2 separate regions of the Homo sapiens genome follow, and region 2 is linked to region 1. A link is an interaction called in ENCODE POLR2A ChIA-PET data of the cell type or tissue named here. Cell type or tissue: GM12878. All regions are shown on one strand. Links, peaks and the distances in the headings refer to the core of each region. The heading gives the core; the rest is flanking DNA.

Region 1 (2,927 bases), core at 293-2,792:
AATGGGATTGTTTTCCTTACTATTTAAAAGTCTTTATTTTTCTTGAATTAATTTCCAGACGTGGTACATTTTTTGTCTTATTTTAAAATATATTTTTGAAATTGTCTTTTTGTGTTCTGTTTTTCATCTTTTCCAACTATGCAATCTATGCACATTTCCTCAGCTTCTTTATTACACAGTTGTGTTTGTTTCTGCATATTCATGCTGCTCAGAGTCAATAAGTCCTTGCAATAAGCAGGAAAACTGTGTGATCTGAGAATTGGTAAAACATTTTGGAAACTGCAGACTTAGCCAAATTTAACTTATTACTGACACCATTTTGTTGCTATATTTTGACTGACCAGTGACTAAATTTTGAATACCTAACCAGAACAATATAAATAAAATAGAGTTTGGGAATGTGAAGAAAATATAAGGAGAATATAAAGTATATTTCTTTCTCTTTTGCAGATTTCAGGAAATGACATAATCCTTGGAATTTCTGTAATATTTTACAGAAATTACAGAAAGAATATGTACAGTCGATCCTCATTATTTGCAGATTTTGTATTTGTGAATTTGCCTACTTGTTAAAGTTTACTTGTAGTCCTAAAATCTATACTTGCGGCACTTACTTGGTTATTTGTGTGTATGCGCAAAGCTGCAAAAAAATTTGACTCCTCTAGCAAGCACATTCCCAGCTAAACTTGAACAAGGTGACACTGCCTTGATTTCACCTCTCATGAAGAGATGACCAGAGGACGGAGACAGCAGAGGGCAGTGTAGTGAAGTGCAAGAAGGTCTGGCTGTGGGGGCCAGTTGGATAGGGTTTGAATCCCAAGTCTGACATCTGTTTTTGGGATGGCCTTCCGCAAGTCACTTAACACTTATACACCTCATTTCTCTTTTGTAAAATAAAGAAAGGAGAATCTCCCTGGATGAATTGTTTTCAGGATTTAAGAATATAATAATCTATGTGAGGGGTGTGTGTATGTGCATGGTTTTCCCTATGAACAATGTTTCAGTAGTCGCTAATTCAGTGCTTGCAGTGATTTTATAAAACATAACTACCACAAATAATGAGAATTAACTCTGTGTGTTTGCTAAATGATGATGAATGATTTTATTCTTTTTTAATATTGATACTTGTTCCTACCAAAATCTTAGCAGGACTGAAAAGATCACCATAATTTGCATGTAATTTAAAACAGATAACAGTATGAACAGTCTAAAAGTATATGCTTCCTTCAGTGCGGTTTCCTCTCTCTTCACTTAATAGCTTTTTGGAACTTTGGATATTTATTACCCAAACGTTTACTCTACTCTGTACCTTAGCTCTCCCATCTGTGTTGCTCATAGGTTTTGAAGGATTATGCCAGTTCTTAATCTCAGTTCCAAATACGCCCTTCTATGCTTTGTGATGCTGGTTCAAAGACTGCAGATCACATTTCTGCCTTGCTAGCAGCTCATTTCTGTTTCAAAAGTATAGGGCACTAGAGGGAGGCTGCAAGGAGAAGGAGGAAGAAATGACTTACACCTTTGTCTTGTTTCCTGTGAACTTCCTGTCTGCTTGTTACTTTGACCATCACCCTTGTAGAGGTTTTTTTTTTTTTTGCTCCAGCATCAGCAGTTTCTTTCTGTAGCAGCTGTTGAATACAGTTTGTAGTTTTTCCAACACTCACAGAACTAACCTCATCATAACCCTTCATAACACCAGCACCAGTTGGCTGGTACCCTGTTCCTCAAAAGTTTGGGTCGCAGTCTCACAGGACCCCTCTTCAGAGACAACAGCACCAGCTGAGCAGCACTCTGTCCTCAGAGGTCCGTCTGAGTTTCAGCTCTGTGGAACCCTTCCTCCAAGCTTCTGAATTTTAATAATTCCAATCTTTTCCCTTTGTTCCCATAGTCCTAGGGGTGGTAGCTTTTGCCTGTAGTTGTTACCTCCCTGATCCTTTGTATTATTTTTTCAGTTGGCAACAGAGTTAGTCATTGTTTTTATTAAATTTCTCTATTAAAATAATCAATGTGATTTTCCTCCTGTCTGGACCCTAACTGATACAAGGATTAAATAAGTTACTAAATGGAAAGTGCAGAGAACAGTGCCTCTTCTAATAGCACGATGGATATTACTATATACGATAACATACTTGAAATAATTTGAGATTTTTCTTACTGATTTCTTTGCAAAATACTAATATTTCCAATTTATATAGGTAAAAACATTAAAATAATCATTGAATTTTATTGATATTAATATGCTCAAATATCACCTCGGTTAGACCTAACTTAACTACCCTATTTAAGTTGTAAACTCTGGCCTGTGTGCTCTCATACCCCATTTCCTCATCTTATTTTATGTTTTTTGAGACAGAGTCTCAGTCTGTCAACCATGCTGGAGCGCAATGGTGCAATCTTGGCTCACTGCAACCTCTCCCTCCTGGGTTCAAGTGATTCTTGTGCCTGAGCCTCCTGAGTAGCTGGGATTACAGGCGTGCACCACCACACCGTGCTAATTTTTGTATTTTTTGGTAGAGACAGTATTTCGCCATTTGTCCATGCTGGTCTCGAACTCTTGGGCCCAAGTGATCTGCCCACCTCGTCCTTCCAAAGTGCTGGGATTCCAGGCATGAGCCACCGCGCTCAGCCTTCTCATCTTTCTTATTAGTTTACTTTTTCCCACAGTACTAATTGCTAATATACTGATTTATTTGTTGACTGTCCACTCCCCAAAATTGTAAGTACCCCAGCACAGAGAGATTTTGCATATTTGCACATTGTCAGCATCTAGAACAGTAACCTAACATATAGAAGGCACTCAGTAAGTATTTGTTGGAAGAATGAATGGATTTCAGCAGATCAACTCTTTTGGTCAAGATTTGACCAAGATTTTTAATAGATTTTTATGCAGTAGTTCCCCCTTATCCGAGGTTTCACTTTCCATGGTTTTA
Region 2 (2,927 bases), core at 235-2,734, 800 kb before region 1:
CTCTGTGGCTTTTAAAAAAATAATTTATTCAGGGGAAATTCACATAAAATTGGCCACTTTAAAGTGAACAAGTTGGTGGCATTTAGTGCAACCACCAACTCCTTTTAGTGTCAAAATACTTCCATGACTCTAAAGTAAAACCCCTCATCCATTAAGCAGTTTCTTCCCACTATGCCCTCTACCCAGCCCCTGGCAACAACCAATCTGGACTCTGTCTCTGGATTTAACTATCCTGGATATTTCATATAAATGGAATCATACAACATGTGACCTTTTGTGTCTGCCTTCTTTCAGTTGGCATAGTATTTTCAAAGCTCATCCATGTAGTATCACATATCACATTTCATTCTTTCTAATGACTGAATAATAATCCACTGTGCAGGCGCAACTGGCTCTCCTTTTGTGGAAAAGTGAACTTAATCCACACGTCTCATCATATACAAAATTTAAGATGGATCATAGACCTAAACGTAATATCTAAAACTATAAAACTTGTACACAGACCAGGCGCAGTGGCTCATGCCTATAATCCCATCACTTTGGGAGGCCAAAGTGGGTGGATCACTTGAGCTCAAGAGTTTGAAAGCCTGGGCAACATGGCAAAAACCCATCTCTACAAAATATACAAAAATTAGTTGGGCATGGTGGTCCGTATCTGTAGTCCCAGCTACTTGGGAGGCTGAGGCAGGAGTATCACTTGAGCCCAGCAGAGGTTGCAGTGAGGCGGAGGTTGAAGCAGAGCTTGCAGTGAGCTGATTATGCCACTGCGCTCCAGCCTCAGTGACAGAGGAAGACCTGTGGCTCATGCCTGTAATCCCAGCACTTTGGGAGGCTAAGGAGGGTGGATCACGAGGTCAAGAGATGGAGACCATCTTGGCCATCATGGTGAAACCCCGTCTCTACTAAATACAAAAAATTAGCTGGGCATGGTGGCACGCATCTGTAATCCCAGCTACTCAGGTGGCTGACGCAGGAGAATCGCTTTCACCTGGGAGGTGGAGGTTGCAATGAGCTGAGCCGAGATCACACCACTACACTCCAGCCTGGGCAACAAGATCAAGACTGTCTCAAAAAAAAAAAAAAAAGACAAGCAAGCAACCCTTGGGGTTGCTCTGTAAACAGAGTGGTCATTCCTCTGTTTCCTCTACGTTTTCTCTGTATTCCTCTACGTTTTCTTTTTTCTTTTTTTCTTTTTTTTTTTTGAGATAGAGTCTTGCTCTGTCACCCAGGCTGGAGTGCAGTGATGCGATCTTGGCTCACTGCAACCTCCACCTCCCAGGTTCAAGCGATTCTCCTGCCTCAGCCTCCTGAGTAACTGGGATTACAGGCACGCACCACCTTGCCCGGCTAATTTTTGTATTTTTAGTACAGACGGAGTTTCACCATGTTGGTCAGGCTGGTGCCAAACTCCTGACCTCATGATCTGCCCACCTTGGCCTTCCAAAGTGCTGGGATTACAGGTGTGAGCCACTGTGCCCAGCCTCCTCTACTTCCTTAATAAACTTGCTTTCACTTTACTTTATGGACTCGCCCTAAATTCTTTATTACATCAGATCCAAGAACCCTCTCTTGGGGTCTGGATCAGGACCCCTTTCCAGTAACAATACTGTAGGTAGGAAAACCATGGAAGGCCTCTTTGAGGAGGTAATATTTGTTCAGAGACCTGAGTAAAGTAAAGGAGTGATATACAAAATAAAACAAACAGCAACTGCATATACACAAACAACAACTGCACCCAAGTAGCTGGGATTACAGGTGCACACCACCATGCCCGGCTAATTTTTTGTATTTAGTAACACAGTGGTTTGCAACTATACTCCCAGCTACTTGGGAGGCTGAGACAGGAGGATCGCTTTGAGCCCAGGAGTTTGAGGCTGCAGTGAGCTATAATCACACCACTGCACTTCAGCCTGGGTGACAGAGTGAGACCCAATCTCTAAACAAAAAAATAAAACAAACAATAAACCAACCTACTACAGGGTTGGCATATAACATCATATTAATCTGTTTTGCATATTATGGTTTATATGCATATGCAAAAGATTTAGAATATTTTATTCTCTTAGAAGGTTAGATTATCTCTGCAACCTTGTTTGTATACTTAATTTAAGTCCCTCTTCATGGCTAACAGAGGACTTAAAAAACTAAAACAAAATTGCATTTATATATTATCCTTCCATTAGAGTATTGAGAGGAAAAAGACAAGCTATGGTTTGGGACAAAATATTTGCAAACACACATCTGACAAAAGGACTTGTATCCAGAATATAGGAAGAGCTCTCAAAATGCAATAATAAGCTAAATAATCCAATTAAAATACAGGCAAAACATATGCATAGACATTTCATCAAAGAATATATACAAATGGCAAATAAGCATATGAAGTGATGTTTAACATCATTTGTCACTAGGGAAATACAAATTAAAAACACAATAAGATACCAAAATATGCCTATTTGAATATTTAAAATTAAAAAGACAGTATCAAATGTTGTTGAGAATGTAGAGCAACCTGAATTCTACTACACTGCTGGAAAGAAAATAAAAAAGGCACAAGCACTCTGGAAAAGTTTGCCATTTCTTTAAAACTTAAACATATATCTATCATATGTCCCAGACTTTCTAATTGTAAGTAATTGTCCAAGAGAAATTAAAGCACATATCCATATAAAGACTTGAACACAGGCTTGGGCACAGTGGCTCACACCTCTAATCCCAACACTTTGGGAGGCCAAGATGGGTGGATTGCTTGAACCCAGGAGTTCAAGAGCAGCCTGGGCAACATGGCAAAATGCAGTCTTTACGAAAATTGAAAAATTAGTTGGGCATGGTAGCACATGCCTGTAGTCCCAGCTACTTGGGAGGATCACACGAGCCCAAGAGGTTGAGGCTACAGTGAGCCAAGATTGTCTCGTGCCACTGCACTC

Evidence for each region. ChIA-PET counts read pairs that join two places held together with the same protein. Peaks named below come from ENCODE experiments on the same cell type or tissue, not always from the same donor. Only the 100,000 strongest peaks of a DNase experiment are listed, where the experiment ranks them.
Region 2: POLR2A ChIA-PET joins it to region 1 with 6 read pairs; 1 of 35 experiments calls an interaction of 5 or more read pairs at or near these places.

What each region holds. Positions count from the first base shown.
Region 1 is chr10:103,982,089-103,985,015 of GRCh38, forward strand. The region is part of intron 1 of SLK (STE20 like kinase); the gene reads left to right. Among named protein-coding and RNA genes, the nearest start is that of SLK, 16 kb to the left of the region's middle. In GM12878, for the core only: a CTCF peak has its summit at 750 (motif pointing right); a DNase peak (open chromatin) is centred at 1,503; H3K27ac peaks cover 842 bases.
Region 2 is chr10:103,177,765-103,180,691 of GRCh38, forward strand. The region is part of intron 2 of NT5C2 (5'-nucleotidase, cytosolic II); the gene reads right to left. Among named protein-coding and RNA genes, the nearest start is that of NT5C2, 14 kb to the right of the region's middle. In GM12878, for the core only: no CTCF peak of the experiment used is centred there; no DNase peak of the experiment used is centred there; H3K27ac peaks cover 130 bases.